Regions from separate parts of the Homo sapiens genome. Here all the other regions are linked to region 1. Evidence: chromatin loops called from intact Hi-C (ENCODE). Cell type or tissue: tibial artery. All regions are shown on one strand. Links, peaks and the distances in the headings refer to the core of each region. The heading gives the core; the rest is flanking DNA.

Region 1 (7,800 bases), core at 1,528-6,527:
TAGGAGCATTTGTTACAGAGGATCGTTCTCTCCTTCATGGAATACTTTTGTTCTTTTGGCTTCAGTGACACCACACTCTCCTGGTTTTCCTCTGGGCCCTCTGCCTACTCACTCAATCTCTTTTGCTGGGTGAACTTATTCTGTTTGACCTCTGCATGTTGGACTTCCTGAAGGCTTTGTCCTGTGCCATCTTTTATTCCTTCCATCTACATGCTTCTCTAGGTAATTTTATTCAATTATGTGATTTTATATACCACATTGATAGAAATAACTTCTGAATTTATGTCTTTAGCCATGACCTTTCCCTGGAGCTCCAAATTCATATATCCAGTTGCCTACTTAACATAGTTGATCATAACTCTTGGTTACTTTGGCCACCCATGTCCCTCTCCCAAGCCTGCTCCTGCTTCAGTTTTCTGCATTTCAAGAAACAGAGAAATAGCTTCAGCATCATTCCAGGTGCTCTGACAAAAACCTTAGGTATCATTCTTAGCTTAGTTCTTCTCTCACTTCCCGTCATCCACTTCGTTGACAAGTTTATACCCTCGACCTCCAAAAAAACACATCCTGAGTTTAACTTCTTTCTGTCTTCCCCATTACCAGCCTGAGCCCAGCCAGCCTCACCATTTTACTGGATGACTCATCTTCCTACTGCCACTTTCACTGCCAACAAGCCAACCTTACACAGCACCCTAAGTGATGAATTAAAAACATGAATCAGCTCATGTTGATCATTGAACCCTTTCCCATCTCACCTTGAATAAAACCCAAACTCTCTACCCTGGTCTACAAAGCCCTACAGGGACTGGCACCACCCACCTCTCCAGCCTCATCTCATGTCACCTGTTTTCTCAATGACCCACTCCCATCACGGTGGCACATACCAAGTCTATTTCCATTTTAGGGAAGATATGAGGCAGAAAGACCTTAAATGGATGTTTTCTCTGCATGAAATGCTTGTGCCCCAGAACTTCCCCAGGAAGATCCTTCTCATCCTTTAGGTCACATTGCAAAGGTCAACTCCTTAGAGAAGTTGTCCCTGTCCACGCAGTCTGCAGTAGACTGCTCCTTTCAACCCATCACTCTTAGTCGCATCACCCTGTCTTATTCTCTCAATAACACTTAACACTACCTAGCATAATATATTTGTTTATTCGCCATCCATCTCCCCTCACGGTGGATGTGAATTTCATGGGAGCAGGGCTTGTCTTGGGCCCCACTGCAAATCCCGGGCCAGGCACACGTTGGGCCCTCAGTAAGGATCTGCTGAATGAATGTATGTCTGAATACAGCTCCAATTCTGGAACCTCTTTAGCACCCCAGGAGTATTTTAAAGACCATGAATGTGTGAATAAAAATTCTATATTTCCAACTTCTTTTAAAGACTTTTTCCAGACTGCTTTAGTACCATAAAATCTGCTTTTCTCTTCTGACATAAGGGCAAAAAATTAGATTCTCCTTTAGTAAATGCACTCAGGCATATTCAGGAGAGACCACAGCCTTTAGTGCTCAGGTTCTTAATCTGAGTCCATGGACCCCTAGAAGGTCCATGGGTGTGCTGAAATTATATACAGAAGATACATTCATTTTTCTAGGAGGTAGGTTCATAGGTTTGTTGAATACTCAGAGGAGGTCAGTGGCCAAAATGAAATCCATTTTATTGTGGAAAAAGTATTAGAGGCCGGGCACGGTGCCTCACGCCTGTAATCTCAACACTTGGGGAGGCTGAGGTGGGTGGATCACTGAGGTCAGGAGTTTTGAGACCAGTCTGGCCAACATGGCGAAACCCCATCTCCACTAAAAATACAAATATATATATATATATAAATATATATTTTATATTATATATATATATTTTATATATAATATATTATATATATTATATATATTATATATATTTTATATATTATATATTTTATATATAATATATTATATATAAAATATATTTTATATATAATATATAATATATAAAATATATTTTATATATTGTATATTTTATATTATATATTTTATATATAAAATATATTTTATATACTATATATTTTATATATAAAATATATTTTATATACTATATATTTTATATAAAATATATATTTTATATGTCATATATTTTATATATAATATATATTTTATATGTCATATATTTTATATATAATATATATTTTATATGTCATACATTTTATATATAATATATATTTTATATGTCATACATTTTATATATAATATATATTTTATATGTCATACATTTTATATATAATATATATTTTATATGTCATACATTTTATATATAATATATATTTTATATGTCATACATTTTATATATATCTTTTATATGTCATACATTTTATATATAATATATCTTTTATATGTCATACATTTTATATATAATATATCTTTTATATGTCATACATATAATATTATATATATTATATATTATATAATATATTATATATTATATTATATATATTATATATTATATAATATATAATATATTATATAATATATTATATAATATATTATATATATAATATATTATATAATATATTATATAATATATTATATATATTATATAAAAATATATATTTTGTATATAAAATTTTATATATAAAATATATATATAATACATTATAATTATATATATTATATATATATATATATATATAGCCGGGCATGGTGGCAGGTGCCTGTAATCCCAGGTACTCAGGAAGCTGAGGGAGGAGAATCACTTGAACCTGGGAGATGGAGGTTGCAGTGACCCAAGATCACGCCACTGCACTCCAGCCTGAGTGACAAAGCGAGACTCCATCTCAAAAAAAAAAAAAAAAAAAGGTTTAGAGATGGACTTGCGCAATCTCTATTTGAGTTCTGGTGATGTCAGTCACAAATAATGCAAATTTGTGCAGATTATGTAATTTATTTAGATTCTAGTTTTCTTATCTTTAAAAATAATCTGACTTACATGTATTCTGACTTACATGTACCCACACTTAAAATATATTTAATCCCATCACGGGATGCTATGTGCTTTACCGTATCTCACAGGTAATGACAATGAGGCTCAGAATCTACTCAGGCTACTTGCCAAATCACATTTGTTCCCATATAAGTTGTGGATCAAGACCCATGTTTCTCCCATGCTTCAAATTGCCTGCTCTTTATTTTATTTATTTATTTATTTAGACACAGTCTCGTTCTGTCACCCAGGCTGGACTGTAGTGGTGCGATCTTGGTTCACTCCAACCTTCACCTCTTGGGTTCAAGCGATTCTTCTGCCTCAGCCTCCCAAGTATCTGGGATTACAGATGCCCGCCACGATGCCCAGCTAATTTTTCTATTTTTAGTAGACACAGGATTTCACCATGTTGGCCAGGCTGATCTCGAACTCCTGATCTCATGTGATCCACCCACCTCCACCTCCCACACTGCTGGGATTCCAGGCGTGAGCCACCGTGCCCAGCCTACTTTTTAAATAAGAGTTTGCAGTACCATCATTCTGCAGTCCAATTTCTCTGGGTGGAATAATGTCTTGGACCACTTCACAGCAAGTACCATAGAGAAAAGCAGCCAGCTGGTGATGTAGTTTCCCAGCCAGGTAAGCGCGCTTTTGAACCAGACCAGAGCCCTGTGAACCCAGGAGTACGGGCTTTATCATCCATTCTTGACAGAAGAGAAAATGAAAGCACAAAGAGATTAAGTAATTGACTCTAGGTCAGAAGGTTAGTAATTTTCAGGGCTGAAAGTTTATGCTTCACAATGTAATATTTTCTTAACTTTTCTACTAAAATGACCTTGGGAATCTTTACTAAGATTCTTCACTAGAGGGCTGACTCTTATCGTCATAGTTTAGTATTTGGCTGTTCTTCAAAAAATTATTTTAAAGTACTTTGCAAAGCTTGAGTAATATTTTTTTTCTAAAAGGACAGGAAGATATGTAATGTGCCCATTGAACAAGGATTAATGACATTGTTAGGAAGGAAGGAAAAAGGATATCACTTCTACATCGATTTCAGCGTTTATGCATTAACACCAGACAATGACCTCTAAAATGAGAAGAGCACTAGCTTAACATTGTAAATTGACAAGGATCTTGGAAATGAGGAATTAAGGTTAGTCAGAGATTCAACTGTATAGATTCTACTCATGGCAGGGTAAGAGGCAACTGAGAATAACATGAAAGCCACCGGTAAGTATTTGACTTTTTTTTTTTCCTTTCCCTCTGCTTATACTAATGGTCCATTATACTTCAGGAAAAATAGAGACAGTACTGAGACTGTTTCCAAAAGAGGCTTTAGGTGGCTAATAGTGTCACACTGGCCAGTCTCAGGGACCAGTTGTGCAGTGCACTTTTGACTTGAAATACAGTTGTTGTTAAGCATAAGTTAAAAGCTGAGTTTTCAAAAGTTGTGTCATTGCATAGGAGTTTAAATATAAGCAATAGCTTATTGGCTACTAAGTGCAGTTTTTATAATCCTCCCATCCAAATGTGCCTCTAGATCATACACTCTGGTCAGATATGCTTTTGAGACACTGTTCAGGCAAAGGCAAGCACTACCTTCCCAGATGGTTTTCAGTGCATTTCTGCCCCACAAACCAGAGCAACTCTCCAGTTTCTTTCTTTCTCTCTTTCTTTTCCAAGGTCAAAGCTCAGACAGCTTGGTTCTCCAAGAGACTGATGGCCCCAATCCCTGAAATGAACAGCAGTCCTAAAGAGCAGCAGCCTCTCTGCCAAGGGGAATGGCAACACCAGGCAAAGCCAATAGACTCATCTCTTTTATGATTCCATGAGGCGTTCATGATCACAGGGAGTAGCTGCATTGCTAATTAGGGGTCACGGAGGTGGTGAGGGCCTCATTCATTCATTCACCCTTTCTTTCAGTGAATACATCTTCAACTGCAAACAATTCTTTTGATGATTATCTGAATGTTCTCGCAGCACGGAGGCCTACTTTCTAGGACCTCCACGTCTCATCCGCACTTGGCCGACCACGGAATCAATGAGATTTGACTCACCGAACATCAGACTCTTCCTATAAAAAACTCATCTTTTTATTCAACAAATATTTCTTGAGTGATCACTACCTGTGAGCACTATTCTAGGTATTGGAGATAAAACAATAAACAAATGGGACAAAATCATAGCCTTCAAGATGCTTGTTTTCTAGGGGGGAGAAATATACAACACATACAAAATACTAACATTTCAGATTATGGTACATTCCATGGAGAAAGCTAAAGAGGTCAAGAGAATAAGGAATGTGGATGCACACGTGCATTACATAGAGAGTAGTCCCAGAAAACTCCTCTGATAAGGCAACATTGAGCAAAACTGGGAGGAAGTCAAAAGTCAAGCCATGCAGAGGTGTGGAAAAGAACTTTCTAGGCAGAGGGAAGTGTGAAAGCAAAGGTCCTAATAGAGGAGCAAGTTTTTGTCTTGTCTGATGAATGAGGATAGGTAAGGGTGAGCAGGAAAAGTGATAAGAGATGAGGTCAGAGAAACAATGGAGCCAGATTGAGTAAGACCTCAGAGGCTACTCTAGGATGCTGCCTTTTACTCTGAGTGCATTGGAAGCCACTGGCAAGTTTTGAGCAGCAATGGCTATTTTGGCTGCTCTGAGGAGAATGGAATATGGGGTGAAAGGCTGGGAGCAGGCAGACCAGTCAGGAGGAACAACAGAAATTGCTGATTGCCACATAGTAGCCATCTGCCCTTTCTTTCTTTAGCAATAGAACCCTGATTCTTATTTGTGGCAGCAACGCACCCAGCTAAAGTCTAGATTTCCTAGATACTCTCTGTCCCCTGTCCCTTACAATTAGACAGAGTCATGTGATTAATTTCTGGCCAATGACCTATAAGAAGGTAGATTTATAGCACACTTTGGAGCACTGCTTAAAAAGAGCCTACTCAGTTGGGAGTTCTTTGCTCTTTTGCTTCCTTCTGCTGCCAACCTGGAACATAGACATAATAGCTGGAACTCTAGCAGCCATCTGCAACCATAAGGAGATCTTTTTGTTTTGTTTTGTTTTTCTCCCCTTCTGCATTCTTATCATTTATTTGTGGTAAGAACACTTAAAATCTATTCTCTTAACACTTTTCAAGTATACGATACGATATGTTATTAACTATAGTCACTACGTTACAGAACTCTTGAATTTATTCCTGCTGCCTAGCTGAAATTTTGTATCCTTTGACCAACATCTCCTCAATCCCTACCCTTCCCTCCTTAAACCCTGTTAACTGTAATTCCTCTCTCTGCTTCAATGAGATGGCCTTTTTTAGATTTCACATATAAGTGAGATCATGTAGTATTTGTCTTTCTGTGTCTGGCTTATTTCCTTTAACATAATATCCTCCAGATTAACCTGTGTTATTGCAAATGACAAGATTTCCTTCTTGAGGCTGAATAGTATTATCCATTCATCTATTGATGGACACTTAGGTTGATTCCATATCTTGGCTATTGTGCACAATGCTGCAATGAACATATCAAAGAGGTATGAAGATTTCATACCTTTTTGAAATGCTGATTACATTGCATAAGACGGCCTTTAAAATGGAAGCCACATGCTGAGGATGGTGGAACAGAAAGCTCAGGTGGGTCCCTGAGGATAGCATAGAAATACCACACCAAATCTGGACGGCCTATTTCTGGACTCGTTTCACATGAGAGAGAAATGGGCCAGGCATGGTAGCTCATGCCTGTAATCCTAGCACTTTGGGAGGCCGAGGTGGGTGGATCATTTGAGGTCAGGAGTTCGAGACCAGCCTGGCCAACTTGATGAAACCCCGTCTCTACTAAAAATACAAAAATTAGCCAGGTGTGGTAGTACACGCTTGTAATCCCAGCTACTTGGGAGGCTGAGGCAGGAGAATCACTTGAACCCCGGAGAAGGAGGTTGCAGCGAGCTGAGATTGCGTGGCTGAACTCCAGCCTGGGCAAAAGAGGGAGACTCTGTTTCAAAAAGGAAAAAAAAAGAGAGAGAGAAAAAAAAATAAAGTTCTTTTCTGTTTAAGCCACTGGTTTTTAAATTTGCGGTTTTTTTTTTCCAGCTCTATGTAGCTAAACTGAAACATGATGAATATAAGTAGCCTTTGCAACAATCCAGGTGAGAGAAGACAGTGGTTTGGCCCGGGGGGGTGGCAAAGGATGTCAGATACTGGACTTTTTTTTGAATCCTATAGGATTTGCAGATGGTTTAGATACAAGAATGAATGAACTATTAATAGAAAAACTAAGACTTCTGGTTTGGGGCCCAAGTGACTTGAGAGTGTAATGATTTACAGAGATGCAGAAGGCTATGGAGGGGGCAGGCTTGGGTGTGGGACTGGGGTTGGTGGGAACGGCAGTCTAGGGCACACGTGGCAGCATGGCCTTGATAGAAGCAGGAACACGATGAAACAGGGAGGGAGGCCAAGAGCACGGGGCACAGATTGGTAGGAAATGAGTGAGCTCTCATCCTACTGCTTCTATTTTCTCAACAAAGGCTGATCCAGGTCATCCCCTGAGACTGAAGGGAAGAAAGCAGAGGGTGGAGATGGGAGGTTTGAAGAGAAAGACACTATGGAATAGTCCTTTTAGTGAGTGGGATTGCTGGGCAGCCATGGGTGTGCATCTGTCTGAAATCTGTGCTCTCTAATTTAAAGAAAAGCCACTTACCAGCGCTGTGTGTTTTTCTGCAATCCAGTCCAGTTGCATGGTTGGGTTTAACTGAGCCTGGGTTTCACCAGACAAGCACTGTAGGATATAAGATGAGAGAAACAGGGGGAATGAAGGGGTGTTTGCAAGAAGGAGATCAGAATGA
Region 2 (7,800 bases), core at 1,313-6,312, 210 kb after region 1:
ATAACTTCATTATTCCAGATTTCTATTAAATTGTAAGGCAGTTTTAAAAACGCATGGCAAAGGTAAAGATAAGGTAGAAAAAACAAATATATAATTTTAATGTGAAAACAAACATAATAACAGTAACTATTACCTCTCCGCAGCCATCTGGCTCTGGCATGCAGAGAGAGAAGCCAGGAAATAAAAGGACAAGAAACCCAGTTTGAAGTTCAACAACATTTAGAGAAACACTTTTTTTGTCCTTGTATTGCTTTTATTAAAGTTTCAACGTGCATAAACAGAAAAAATATTATTTTAATATATATTCAAGAAATAATTTGTGGTATGAATAGCTCCTTTTTTGGTAATTTATTAGAGGAATGAAGGGGGAAATGGTTTAGAAGACTAGTGGAAATTGTAGTCAGTTGTTCTCACCTATAAATGGTAGAATTCTGAAAATTTGTTCCCATAGAATCATTGTCCTCTAGAGTTAATAACAATTCCACTTCAGGTGCAGTATGACTTAAACAGGCTCTTGTGGGCTGGCCTGGGACTTTATCCACCGTGTAGAGAATTTCTTTTATGAGAAAATGTGCTCCAAGTTTCAAACTACTGACTTACAAATGAACTTTGGAATATTATCCATTTCTAAGACCAGATTATCTATTCCATTTCATTCATACAAAAAGGCACCTCTCTGGGCCACAGTCAAATTCACACATGCATTGCTCTCTGGAGGGTAGTTGTGATCATACACACACACACACACACACACACACACACACACACACAGAGCTAAATTTTTTAAATCTATTAAATGGAACAAGACACTGAAGGGATTATTAAAAAGGAAAGGGAGTGTGAAGACACCAAATGTTAGAATGCCTATAAAAATCCCACTACATCTGTCCTTATAAAAATAGAAATACCTTTGAAGTTCATATTTTGGGAAATATCACCTCAACAGCAGAGCATGGGCAATGGCTGCTGGGCAAGTGTTGGACTTTCGCACAGCTCATCATGCAAACCTGTGATGACATCATTGCATTTATGCCCTAAAACTAGATTTCAGGTCTTAAGCTGGCTTAAATTATCTCTTGAAAAATGGAGATTATATACAGCTTTGAAAAATAGGGAATTTTTTTCCCCAGAAGACATGGCATGTGATTGCCAAAAAAACACATAACCATCTTTGGTTAAGAGGTGACACCATCTTTCTGAGCATTGCTCTAAATACAAGAAAGGTCAGAGTGCTGCAGGTGTATTACAACTATGAGAATCCATAATTACTTTCATTCTCTTTAAAGAAAAGCAAAAGTTACCAGCATATTGAGAAGGCACATAATTTTACTATTTCTATTTCTGTTGAAACTGAGGATTACGTGTTGGATACAGCACCTACAACCTGCATTGTTTTTCTTCATTGTTTCATTGAACTTTTTGGACCTAAAAATATACTACTGAGTGGGTATGATTCCCTGTTTTATGGGTGAGACACCTAAGACAATCAGATTGTAACTTTCCAAATACATTGTAATGACTATCAGTGGCTCTTGGCCTTGAACCTAGGCCTTCCTTAATCCAAAAGCCATTCTCATCATGCAGTGTTTATCTCCTCTAGCTGGATAGCAGAATCTCAGCAGAGCCTTTTAAAACCTAGAGTTGCAGTGGCCCTTCTCCTGGAGATTCTGGGGTAGAGCCCAGAAAACTTTTTCTTTAATGAAGTGTCACAAGAGATTTTATGATGCAGCCAGGGTTAAGAAGCTCTGTCGAAATCATCATACCAGCATTGCCCTAGGTATGTTCCTGAGAATCCTAGTCCTCTAAGACATTGAAAGAAAAAAAATATTATGGTTCAATAAATTTGGTAAATGTTGCGTGCCTTGTCCCGAATGAATCAATTCACGATGATTATTCGCATTTTGAAGACTTCGAAAATTAAAAACAAAACTGCAAACAAACTGTTTGACTGGATTTCACCTAGCGTTTTTGCAGTCTTCATTGTTCAGGGGAGTCTTAATGAGTGTTTGTGACTCATTTGCATTCTGCAGAACTCCAGTTCATTGTCTGTGAAATACTAGGCAAGTCCACATCCTCCCACCAGTTGTAACAGTAAAGGCTACTATATCACTATAAACGTAACATCTGTTCTGACCCTCCAACAGCTATTCAAATTATTAAAACCTTGAAGAGTTATATAAAGGGTGGAGGAGAGAGAGATCCTATGCCCATGTGCCCTAGATAGCTTTAGCTTCCTTATCAAAACACTATTTCCTTACAATATTTTAAATTTCCCTCTCCTGTTGCTCTTGCCCCCTGCAAGTTTCAAGTCTGAATGGTGGCTAGAAAGCAGTGAGACTTAGGGGGAAAAAACCCAACTCACCTAAAAAAATCATGTTAAGTTTGTAAAAGTCTACAGGCTACAGGGATCCCTAAGGCATGGTTAATCGGGCCTCTGTTTAATCAAGAAGGTGGGCCAGGCATGGTGGCTCACGCCTGTAATCCCAGCACTCTGGGAGGCCGAGGCGGTGGATCACCTGAGGTCAGGAGTTCGAGACCAGCCTGGCCAACATGGTGAAACCCTGTCTCTACTAAAAACACAAAAATTAGATGGGCGTGGTGGTGCACGCCTGTAATCCCAGCTACTCAGGAGGCTGAGGGAAGAGAATCACTTGAACCCAGGAGGCAGAGGTTGCAGTGAGCCGAAGTTGCACGACTGCACTCCAGCCTGGGCGACAGAGCAAGACTCCATCTCAAAAAAAAAAAAAAAAAAAGGCCGGGTGCGGTGGCTCATACCTGTAATCTCAGCACTTTGGGAGGCTGAGGCGGGCGGATCACGAGGTCAGGAGATCAAGACCATCCTGGCTAACATGGTGAAACCCTGTCTCTACTAAACAAAATACAAAAAATTAGCCGGGCGTGGTGGCGGGTGCCTGTAGTCCCAACTACTTGGGAGGCTGAGGCAGGATAATGGCCTGAACCTGGGAGGTGGAGCTTGCAGTGAGCCGAGATTGCGCCACTGCACTCTAGCCTGGGCGACAGAGCGAGACTCCATCCCAAAAAAAAAAAAAAAAAAAAAAAAAAAAAGGTGCACTCATTCATTTTTACAGCAGATTTCTCTGTTTTTTGTTCATTCACTTTGATGAATATTTATTGAGAACCTAGTATTAATGTGCGTATTAAACCCCAGACAGCCCACTAGATATTAGTGCACCCTATTTCTAATCCTCGAGGCAACATTGTTAGGAAAGCATTATTGCCCCATGTTAGAAGGAGGAATAAGTGTGTACAGGAATCTGATTAAAATATAGTGTAAATTAAGAATAATGTGGGAGAATAAGACTTGAAAGCAAACGGGGGTCAAATCCCGAACTTTAAATGCTGGGCTTCGGAGTTGGAACTTTCTTCTGTAGACAGTGGGAAGCTATTCCATTTATGCCTGAGGTAGCAATTTTTTTAAATTTTTGCAATCAGACCTTGGCAATGACCTTGAGCAGTAGGATGTAAATAACTCCCACATGCTTAGCGTTCCAATAATGGAACACTAGGCATACATGGGTTAATAAAAAATTGTTCTTAATCACGATAGGCACCAAAATCTGCTGGGGAGCGTTCTCACAATATGTGTATTCAGGTCCCACTGCAAAATACAGAGCTAAACTTGTAAAGGCAGAGCCAAAGTTATTTGTATTTTGCAGGGGAAAAACTCCCGAAGAGGTCCTCACGCACAGCCCTAGCAAGGAATGATTTCACAAAAGCCTCTGATTATTAGAAAGTTTTCCTTTTATTGAAGTGAATCCTTTACTACGCTAGGAAAATCCCGCTGTCACCTGAGACTCTCTCAAACCCCTGAAGACTCCATGCGTCCCTGAAGATTTATGAAGTGTTGTCTCCTCATGAGCCTCTCTCTTTATCCCAGGAACCTTTCTCTGGCTTGACATGTTTTGGAAAAGCCTCGCTTAGAATGACCGTCAGAACTTCCCGACTTTATAGGAGTGGGGACAGTGTCCACAGGCATGAGAGTGCTCCAACTGGACCTTAGAGTCAAACCAAAGAGAGGAGCCTGGTCCCTTTCCATGCCACAGGGATTAGTTCACACAGCCCTGCAGACGTCTAGTCTTGGAGCCCTACACACAGAAACTGAGTCCGCTAATAGAAACTTGGTGGAAAAAAAAAAAAGAAAAACAAGGAAGAAGCAGCAAGGCCTGCAAAAATAAAATAAGTTTTTCCTTTCCTTCCAGTTGCAGCCATGAGATTTTCTCTGTAATTGAGACCCAGGCTCTTTGCCTTGATCATGTCATTGCTCCCCCTGGTGGACTTCTTCTTCATTGCAGGCGTGTGTTGCGCTGACTGCTTCCCGCAGGCCATCCTGCCTCCTGCTTACAAGGGCTACCCCATACTGTGGGAAGAGGGAAGGGTCACCGGAGCCTCCAGCCATCTTCCCAGGCTCTGAGGTTCAAGGGCCAAGGCTCTTCCTGTGAGCTACTCCTTATTTTGCTTTGATATGTTAAAAACATGTCCTTTCTGTAAAATGCTTTGCAAAATTGTAAGACGTCTAGGTGTTCATGAGTGACACAGAATTCACTTATGAACCACGTAGGGTTAGATACCGCCTCTGCTGACAAATATTTGCCAAGAAGTCAGGAGCAAAGTCTGACTGTGTTGGTAGAACTGCAGGTAAAGGTTTTCTGCTGCACCATCCCAGCCAGTCAGGTTGAAAGCAAAAGATTAGGAATTACTTACTGATATGCTGTGATCTGATTTTTTTCTTTTAGGTATCTTTCATTACATAGTTATCTTTTTTAGTATTTAAAATTAATTTTCTGTTCTTGTTAGGATATATACTCAGTTTTCCCACCTAGAACTTTTAAAAAGTATTATCTCTGGCATTTTAAAGCTTTTATTTTTGTATTATTTCATAATGCTTTTCCATCTGTTAGAACTTTCTTTCAAATTTTCAGCACATCACAAGAAAAGAAGAAAATTTATATTCCATAAACCTTCTTTGTTCTCCAGACTTTTGTGCTAACCAATCTGTTCCTTCCATTTTGAAAGGTTATGTATAGATCAAATCTCGGTGGGAATGGTGAATAGATTGCAGCCAGTAAATAAAAAACAGGATTTAGGGTTTGGAAAGACTTGGATTTCAATCCTGGCTTTACCTCTTGTGTGGATAAGGCTTTAAGCAACCAATGCAGCCTTTTGTGCCTCAGTTTCTTAACCTCTACAGTAGGGATAATAATACTTATCCATGGCTGGGCACGGTGGCTCACACCTGTAATCCTAGCACTTTGGCAGGCCAAGGCGGGTGGATCACCTGAGGTCAGGAGTTCAAGACCAGCCTGACCAACATGGTGAAACCCTGTCTCTACTAAAAATACAAAAATTAGCTGGGCGTGGTGGCAGGCGCCTATAATCCCAGCTACTGGGGAGGCTGGGGCAGGAGAATCGCTTGAACCTGGGAGGGGGAGGTTGCAGTGAGCCAAGATTGCGCCACTGCACTCCAGCCTGGGCAGCAGAGTGAGACTTCGTCTCAAAATAATAATAATAATAATAATAATAATAATAATAATAATAATACTTATCCGTGGGTTTCTTGTCCACTGCACTCCAGCCTGGGCAGCAGAGACTTTGTCTCAAAATAATAATAATAATAATAATAATAATAATAATAATAATATTACTTATTCATGGGGTTCTTGTGAGGATTAAATGACACCATATGTATAAAGAGCACCTTGGTGCACTCAGAAAATGGGAGTCTGTTTGATGGTGTTATGTCCTGGATGTTATAATGGTAAGACTGTTTGCCCCATGTGACACCAGGATAATGAACATATGGGTCTGTCTCAGAAAGGCTAAATTCATAGCCTGAGTGCTAGATAATTCTGTCTTCAGTTAACTATACATTTCTTGACTCCAAAAAGGATTTCTAAAGATGATAGCTTCATTTCATAAATATTTGTGGGGTGTATGTTCTGTCCAAGTACCTTGAGTAGGCTTTCTAGGGGATAAAGCCTGCCCCCAACCCTCACAGAATTTACATTTCAGCTCAGACTCGTGCACAAACTCAACTACAATGTAATGTAGAAAGTGCATGTCCTGAAGAATTTTCAGATGCACTGCTATGGAAGGTCATGTTCAAAACCAAGCCCATTTCCCCCCTTATCTGCAGCCAAATCTTTTCCTCCCCCAGCATTGCCCATCTCCATGAATGGATACCATCACGTATTTGGTTGTCCTAGCCAGGAATCTGGGAAGGAAGCTCTCTTGGCCACTTGCCCTGCCTCCCTTCCATTGGCAGGTAGTCACCTCCTTAACCCTCCCGGAACCTCCCCTTCTGTCTTACTTACATTGACTTATTTCAGTGGTTCTCACACTTTTGTGCCTTAGCATCCCTTGGAAGGCTTGGCAAAACACAGACTGCTGGCACCCCTTCCCCCAGAGTTCCTTCTAATTCAGAAGGCCTGGGGCGGATCCTGAGAATTTGCATTTCTAACAAGTCTCGGGTGATGCTGATGCTGCAGGTCTGGGGACCACACTGAAAACCACGACCTCAGTTCATGCCATTGTCATTTGCTGTTGGGATTATTGCCCAGTCTTCCTGGCTGTGCTTCTGTATCTAATCCTTACCCTTCTTCACATTCTCCACCCTGTCCTCAGATCTGGAAAAAAGAATTTTTTCTGGCTGTTGATCACCCACAGAATAAATGTCAGAATTCCTGCTGTGATCTGCAGTGCCCTCCATTACCTGACTCTTACCTGATTCTCTAGTCTCACCTGCTACTTTGCTGATCCCATCTCGGATCACTGAACACCTCTGGCACACTGAACTCCTGCAGTTCCTTGGTGCCGTATCATTTTATGTTCTGCCTTTTGTATCTGCTCTTCATTATTTGCAATGCCATGAATCCCTTTCTTTCCTGGCTAACTCCTCTAGGCCCTTCCAGACTACTGAGGGAAACCTCCCTGGGGAAGCATTACCTCTCCATCTGAATGTAGAGAGAGGTGCTTCACTTATCTACCATCTACCTCATGGTGGTTATCACATGATTGTACCTGCCTCTTAGTCCACCTCACCCACAAGACTCTGACAGCTTCCTAACAGCAAGAACCAAATCCATCATCTCTATAGCCATAACCCTGAGCAACATTGCCTGATACAGAGGGGAGATCAAAGGATGTTGAATGAAAAGGGCTATCCAGAAAGGCTACTTGGAGGGGTAGATATTTTAGCCAGAGGTGAAGAGTGGTTAGTATTTAGACACACAAGGAGTAGCAGAAGAACATTCTGAAAGAGGGAACTTAAACTGGAGCTTGGACTTGGTCAGGCTTTAGTGTGAGGAAGGAACAAGGAGGGCTCTCATTTGGCTGGCCACAGCATGTGTGGTCCTGAGAGCCAGTTGAGGGAAATAGCACAGGTGGAATTCACATGGCTCAACACACCATTGAATTATGGGAGTCCGGGAAAGAGCTGGATCAAAGGTGGGAATATGCCGAGCACCAGTAACCTGAACCAGACTGTCCAGAGATGGATGAGGCTGGATAAAGAGTAAAGATGGGTGAGGATTAAGTGTGTTTGTGGCCATGGTGGAGTTTGAGGGCACCATTAGGACATATTCCACTGTCTTCTTCATGTGTCTTCCCACCCATCTTATTCGTGTTTTTATCTCCAGTGCCTAATAAGTACTCAATGAATGATGAGTGAATTTATGCCATGGAATCAGACTAAAGGCCAGGAGTGGTCCCGCATGAGCCAGGGAGAGGAGAGGTGGCTCGTTGGTGATTTTAGGTGGTGCCATTGTCACCCCCTGATGCCTC
Region 3 (7,800 bases), core at 1,489-6,488, 160 kb before region 1:
CCGTATTGAATGCACCACCCAGGGCAGCCCTGGCTCAGTATGGGAGGGGTCTGAGCAAGGCACAGACATCCAGGATTGAGGATCTTTGGGGGCCATGGGAGGCTGACTACCACAGGAAGCTCCTGATGAAGGTGCCAGAAAAATGGGAGAATAGGCTGAGGGCAAAGAAAATGTAAGAAACTGCCATTGTGATTCAAATAAAAAATATTTCCTGGAGGACATTTGAATGAATTTGGTCAATAGCTGGCTTTCCTTAGTGATAATTTCAAATCACCCTTATTCCTTTATCCTACAGATATGCTTCAAAAACGAGATACTAGAACAACAAGCAGGCTTCTGCCTGAATTATCACTTTGAGTTTGATGCAAATGTGTTTGCTTAATGCATGCATAGGTATAACATTCTTAAATAGAAAACAAACTGCATAAAATTTTAAGGTAAAGCAAAAGAACTCAAGGAAATGACTCCCTTGCTCCACCCTGGCCAAAGCTCCATTTTTCCTTCAGAGACCTCAGTGGCCCATGCTCCCTCCCTTCTGACTCAGGGACATTTTGCAAAATGCTGAGAAGCAGAGCATGGAGATTGGCCCTTTAAAGACACACCTTGCAATCCAGAGTGGGGTATGAAAGGCAGTTCACTAGAATGAAGGGTAAAAATAGAGAACGTCTGTGCATATTTAATCTTTATATTAAAAATAAACAAATTGTGACTAATGTTATATGTAGGGGCCACCACTGACACTATCATTAGGTCAGTTGCCTCATGTCACTGCCAACCCCAAGGAAAGAGTTCCACAACATCGCAGGGCAGGGGGTGACAGTGTCCCTCATTCATTTGTTCTCTGGTGAGTTTCCAAGGCATTGTTGTTTCTATGTGACCACGGAAGTGGTTTTCAAGATCATATTGCCGAATTTCACTGAAAGGATCCTCATGGAATAGACAAGTCAACACTCATCATGCAAGCCCAATGAACAACCAACCAGAAAGTGACACCATGGACAAGTGGTCCCAGAGTGATTTGTCAACTCTATAATGATATGGTAGAAAAAAAACCGTTTATATTTTATAAGAAGTTGGTCCAAAGAATTCAAAATTATCAAGAAAAGACTCAAAATAGGCACTCAGATCCATTTTCTGAAACAAAGAACCTTAACCTAGGTGTATAGGGTGCCTTGAGAAATTGGCAATTGGCTGTGTAAAGCTTCCTGGAAAAGCAAGACATTTTCAAATTGAGTATCTAGAATATGAAAATAGACCTTTATAATCGGTATAATGAACGAGATGACATTTATTTCTAGATTTCTAAATAGTATACTTACAGAACTATTTTTGTTAACTGGAACATTATCTATTGATTTTCTGTTATGCTAGATGGAAATTTAGTACTTCTCTATTCCCTACCCTTCTTCCTTTCTTTCCAATCCCATGGTAGTTATATCCCACTTTTAGCCAAAGCAATAAAGGTACAGGTAATTGACGTTAGTAGGTTCCTGTAAATAACATTGATTGCAAAACCTAAGTAATACACTATTATCATGTTTTCATTCTTGCAAAATGTTTTGTTTTCCTGAAATTATCATGGTTTTCCTTTCTATATACTGAGACTTAATTTTTTTTCTGCTTTGGATTATTTAGCTATCAATGGATTTTTGTAAATGCTGAAGAATATCAGATGGTCTATCATTTTATTATTGTTTATATTTCTCTAAAGACCCCCCTGTAGTGCCCATTCTCCACATACAGTCTAAACCATTTGCTTTCTGGGCTGCTATATAGTGTTATGCTGTATTATCCTAGGCTGATTGCAGAACTAGATGGAAAAGTGGGTTGGAGCAAGACAGTTAAGAGGTTGGTTTGCCACAAAGAGTTTGGATTCCTTTAAGTCACTGGAGAACCATAAGAAGTGATAAGATGAAAGTAGTGTTTGACAGTGTCATTGTACCAGAGTAACTGTGGGTCAAGGAGGCTGTGTCTATCCTGAATTTCATGGTTTCAGGCTGCTTTTACCTACACACTGTTCTTCCTTAGAACTGCCATACATACATTTAAGCTATACAAGCAATAATATAGAGTAACTAAGCAAAGGCTGATCCTGAATCTAACTCTTAGGCACTTACAGTGGGAGGAAAACAATCTCTGATAAAAAGTAATGGATAAGGAATCTTCAATGTCACAGAAATTCAAAGTTCACATCAATGTAAATGTCTAAATTTCTTCATACACGTAACACTTTTCAACACTCCATGTCAGGACAGGCATTATTTAAAATGTCAACTTTGGACCAGGTACAGTGGCGCACACCTGTAATCCCAGCACTTTGGAGGGCTGAGGCGGGTGCATAATTTGAGCTTCATTTTGAAAACAGCCTGGAAAACATAGTGAGACCTCATCTCTACAAAAAAATTAATAAATTAGCCAAGCATGGTGGCGTGTGCCTGTAGTCCCAGCTACTCGGCAGGCTGAGGTGGGAGGATTACTTAAGCCCAGCAAGTGGAGGCTGCAGTGAGCTGTGATCGCACCACTGTACTCCAGCCTGGGCAACAGAGTGAGACCCTGGGCAACAGGGTGAGATTCAGAAAAATAAAAGTAAAATGTAAAGTATAAAGTCTGAAATAAAGCTGATCAGGACCATTCAAAAGACTACTGAGACAACTTGAATTTTACAGGCAAGAGATAGCTGGAGAAAATTTGTTCTGATGGCCACATCACAGCAGGCAGAACCAGAAGAGCCACCCATGCCACTCTTTGGCCCCCTCAATCTACTTTTGTCCTCTTCTATGTTTTTTTCCATGTATATTACTAAAGCTATATTATTGTAAATGCCATAATGTCTTATATACTTTATAATTTTCCAATGCTTTCACAAAAATCCTATTAAGCCTTTTGACAGCATATTTGGTAGACAGATAGGGTCAGCTATGTAATTCCCGTTTTTGCAGGAAAGGAAGCTGGGACTAAAAGAGGCTTAATGGCTCGCTAAGAATTCCATCTGGTTGGCAGCTTCAACAGCTTGGAGGAGTGGAGTCTTTAACCATAGACAGTTTTATATTTGTCCCCCAAAACTCCTTGTCTTTCTTTCCCATTTCACCCCCAGTTCTTTTGTTCCCTCTCTTCTTGAACACATCTATACAATGATCTATATTGTTATAGAAGAAATCTGTTGTTTTTGATATTTATGAAGTTTGTTTTCTGTTGTTATTCATTTTAAACAAACAATATTTTAATAATTATGAAGATTGATACATATAATCATTTAATATTTTAATTAATTTAAACAGAAATTAAGATAGATCATAATTTATATTTTAAACATATGTAATATTTAATAATTTTAATCAAATGATTTTAAATAATTAATAATTTAAAATAATAATTTTTAAAGTAAAGTTATTTTTTTCCTTAATAAGCTCATTCTTTTTATGTGTATATGGTTCTTAACTTTCTTCCCCCAACTCTGCCCTGAGATTCATGTGGTTATTGGTGAGGGGAATTCCCACTCCTGAAGCAAAGTCTAAATGTGTGCCCTTGGACCTCTTGCTCACACGTTCAGCTTTGTGATTCAGAAAACCTGGTACTCATCATTCTGAATGTATACAAGAATTTAGAAATTCAGGCTGGGCATGGGTTACCTACTTCCCCAAAAGATTCTTTGAATCTACAAAAGCATTTCCCACTGAATTTGTATACATATCAAGCTAATTGTATTTTTAATTCAATTCAATTCAGTTGTCATCAATGCAACTTAAGAAAATCACATTTTCTGGGTTCTGGTTTATTCCAGCAGCCTGTGCGGAGCTATGAAGCCTGACCACACAGTGGTGCTGACGCCCTTCAAGTGACACGGGGCAGCTCCACAGCGCTGCTCCTGGGGACAGTGTGAAGGAGGCAGCGGCCCTCCAAGCAGCAAGGAGTTCTGTGGAAATGAGGCAGCGACTTTGTTTGAGCTCTGCCTGCCTTAGGGAAGAATGAGGACGTCACCTCATGATGAAGACAGTCCCAGCAGTAATCCATCACCATGTCACCTTCATCTGTTTTGGTTAATGTTTGTTGAGATCCAGGGCATCAGCCCTCCCAACTCACAAGTAAAGAATATCTGTACATGCATAGAAAAGCGTCCTGAGTGGTGGCTGCCGGACTCCGATTTGACACAGACAATTCTCTGTAGGTGACTGTGCCATGTGGACCTAATCCTGAGTCATAGATTGTCTACCTGGGGTCAATTTGGCCCATGCACATGTTTTGTTTCACTTGTAGTGTTAACGTTTTGTAAACATTAAGTATCAACATTTTAGAATGAAGAGTCCGGTGTTTCCATTTCTATTGAAAAATAGGTAAATCTGGCAAGAGCCACCCCAAATTTTTGCAGGGCAGCTGTGAGGCTGGACTGGACATGTGCTCTTCAGTTTCTGTGGACCCCACTGGCCAGCCTGGCATATTCAGGTCCTGCTTTGACACCACAGGATTAGAGTAAGTGGCTCTTGTCCCAACGTCTTCCCTTAGGGACCTAGTCCCCTTCTCAGCCCAGGCTGTGTGCTTTGGTCTGCCTTGGAGCACCTGTATGTGTGCTTTTTGGGGGAGGAGTTCAACCACTTCTCTATGATTTGCTTATCCTTTTAGTAAAAATAAATTGTATTTGGTATATTTGAGGTTTACAACATGATGTTATGAGACATGTATAGATAGTATAGTGGTTACTTTCCACTGATATACATATGCCACATTTTCTTTATCCATTTATCCTCCAGTGGACACTTAAGTTGTTTCCATCTCTTAATTATGATGAATAATGCTGCAATTAACATGGGAGTGTAGATATCTTTACAAGGCGGTGATTTCATCTCTTTTTTGGTATATCCCCAGAAGAGGAACTGCTGGATCATGTCATAGTTTTATTTTTAATGTTTTTAGGAACTTCCATGCTGTTTTTTTTATAATGTTCCAATCTTCATTCCCACCAGCAATGTACGACGGTTTTCTTTTCTCCACACTCCCATCAACATTTGTTGTCTCTCATCTATTTGATAACAGCCACCCTAACAGGTGTGAGGCATTATCTCATAGTGGTTTTAATTTGCATTTCCCTGATTGTGATGTTGAGCACTTTTTCATATACATGTTGGCCATTTTTATGTCTTCTTTGGAGAAAATTCTGTTCAAGTCCTTTGCCCATTTTTAATTGGATTATTTGTTTTTCTCCTATTGAGTTGTAAGAGTTCCTTATACATTTTGGGCATTAACCCCTTATTAGATATGTGGTTGGCAAATATTTTTTCCCAGTCTGTAGGTTGCCTTTTCATTTTGCTGGTTTTTTCCTTTGTTGTGCAGGAGCCTTTTAGTTTGATGTAGTCCCATTTATTTATTTATTTTTGCTTTAGTAGCCTGAGCTTTTGGTGTAATATTTAACAAATCATGGGAGGCCGAGGCGGGCGGATCACGAGGTCAGGAGATCAAGACCATCCTGGCTAACACGGTGAAACCCCATCTCTACTAAAAAAGTACAAAAAATTAGCTGGGCGTGGTGGCGGGCGCCTGTAGTCCCAGCTACTCGGGAGGCTGAAGCAGAAGAATGGCGTGAACCCGGGAGGTGGAGCTTGCAGTGAGCCAAGATCCCACCACTGCACTCCAGCCTGGGCAACAGTGCAAGACTCCATCTCAAAAAAAAAAAAAAAAAATCATTTCCAAAACCAATGTCTAGGAGCTTGTCTCCTACATTTTTTTCTAAAAAGTTTATGGTTTCAGGTCTTACATGCAGGTATTTTATATGTTTTGAGTTAATTTGTATGTATGGTGTAAGATAAAGTCCCAATTTTATTTATTTGCATGTAGAAATCCAGTTTCCTTAGCACCATTTATTGAAGAGGCAAATATCCTCTTGGTGCCCTTGTGGAAAATTAGTAGACCATATATGTTGGATTGATTTCTGGCCTCCCTATTCTGTTCCACTGGTCTGTGTGTCTGTTTTTATGCCAGCACGATTAATATTTATCCTTAAGTCCTCACTTCCTTCTGGCAACTTCCTGAATGATGCAGGCTCTTAAAAACCATTTGTACTGTGCTTGGTTTTTATCCCCTAGTCCTTTGACATAGCTTGTAACCCTCCACGTGTGGTTCCCTGACTAAGCCAGGGAGCTCACTCCTCAAACTTGATAAGATCATCAAGGACACGCATACCTCATTTTATTGCTCTCTGCTTTGTTGCACTTCACACATACTACATTTTTCACGAATTGAAGGCTTGGGGCAACCCTGCATCCAGCAAGTCTATTGGCACCATTTTTCCAACAGCATGTTCTCACTTCATGTCTTCGTGTCACATTTGAAGAATTCTCACAGATTTCTTTTTTTTTTTTTGGTGGGGGGGGAGGATCGTACTTAAAATTTTTTTCCCCAACTATTATTTTAAGTTCAGGTGTACATTTGCAGGATGTGCAGGTTTGTTACACAGGTAAATGTGTGCCATGGTGGTTTGCTGCCCAGATCATCCCATTGTTACTGGTGGAAGGTATCCGAATTACCAGAGGTGAATCCGTATGGGTCTGCAGCAACCTCAATTCTTGCCTCCTCAGAAGAAAGAATTAGACAGAGAGGCATAAGGCAGAAAAAGAGACCAAGGCGAGTTTCAGAACAAGAGCGGAAGTTTATTTTAAAAGGCTTTAGAACAGGAAAGAAAGAAAGAAAACTATGCTTGGAAGAGACCCAAGTGGGCACTCAGATCAAGTGCTCTGTTTAACCTTGATCCTAGGACTTTCCAGGCTGGCCCCTTTCCCATGATTCTTCCCTTAGGGTGGGCTGCCAGCATGCACAGTGCCCTCCTTACCGTTGGGAGGAGAGCACGTACAGTGTGGTTAGGAAGTTGTACGCATGACCATCTGAGACTTTCTTCCCTTTGCTGGCGGTATGCCCTCGGAAGGTCATACTCCACCATTTTGTCTTAATGCATGTGCTGGGAAGTTGTTTCTCCCTGGCATATGAATCCAATTAGCACTTTAGTTGGGCAGGTGTTGACCATCAGGAAATGGCTCCTTCCTGGCACTGGCTTCCAATTCATTGCTTTTAGAAAGGCAATGTGATAACTGCCAAACCATCACTCGACATTCCCAGTGGGTGGAAAAGAGCCCTCTCCTGATCCACTCATGCCTAACTACCAGAAATACCATCACCTAGGTATTAAGCCCAGCATCCATTAGCAATTCTTCCTGATGCTCTTCCTCCTCCCACCTCACACCCTCTGACAAGCTCCAGTTGTGTTTTGTTCCTCACCATGTATCCATGTGTTCTCATCATTCAGCTCCCACTTATAAGTGAGAACATGAAATACTTGGTTTTCTGTTCCTGCATTAGTTTGCTGAGGATAATGGCTTCCAATTCCATTCACGTCCCTGCAAAAACCACGATCTCATTCCTTTTTATGGTGGCATGGTATTCCATGGCGTATATGTGCCACATTTTCTTTATCCAGTCTATCATTGATGGGCATTTGGTTGATTCCATGTCTTTGCTATTGTGAATAGTGCTGCAATGAACATACAATTATTGCATGTATCTTTATAATAATTTATATTCCTTTGGGTATATGCCCCGTAATGGAATTGCTGGGTCAGATGGTATTTCTGCCTCTAGGTCTTTGAGGAATCACCACACTGTCTTCCACAAAGGCTGAATTAATTTACACTCTCACCAAAAGTGTAAAAGTGTTCCTTTTTCTCCACAACCTTGTCAGCATTCTGTTGTTTTTTGACTTTTTAATAATCTTCATTCTGACTTGCTTGAGATGGTATCACATTGGGGTTTTGATTTGCA

The links. Peaks named below come from ENCODE experiments on the same cell type or tissue, not always from the same donor. Only the 100,000 strongest peaks of a DNase experiment are listed, where the experiment ranks them.
Region 2: a loop joins it to region 1, with 3 times the contacts of the local background. A loop is called at or near these places in 102 of 110 quality-filtered maps.
Region 3: a loop joins it to region 1, with 2.8 times the contacts of the local background. A loop is called at or near these places in 34 of 110 quality-filtered maps.

The regions. Positions count from the first base shown.
Region 1 is chr6:148,736,329-148,744,128 of GRCh38, forward strand. LOC124901425 (a long non-coding RNA gene) reads right to left here. Exons shown (of 2, transcript XR_007059806.1): 1 at 7,656-7,800. Among named protein-coding and RNA genes, the nearest start is that of UST, 6.8 kb to the right of the region's middle. In tibial artery, for the core only: a CTCF peak has its summit at 3,876; no DNase peak of the experiment used is centred there.
Region 2 is chr6:148,943,777-148,951,576 of GRCh38, forward strand. All of the region lies in intron 3 of UST (uronyl 2-sulfotransferase), which reads left to right. Among named protein-coding and RNA genes, the nearest start is that of UST-AS1, 17 kb to the right of the region's middle. In tibial artery, for the core only: a CTCF peak has its summit at 4,313 (motif pointing left); a DNase peak (open chromatin) is centred at 4,325.
Region 3 is chr6:148,574,528-148,582,327 of GRCh38, forward strand. No RefSeq gene overlaps it. Among named protein-coding and RNA genes, the nearest start is that of UST, 170 kb to the right of the region's middle. In tibial artery, for the core only: a CTCF peak has its summit at 3,804; a DNase peak (open chromatin) is centred at 3,894.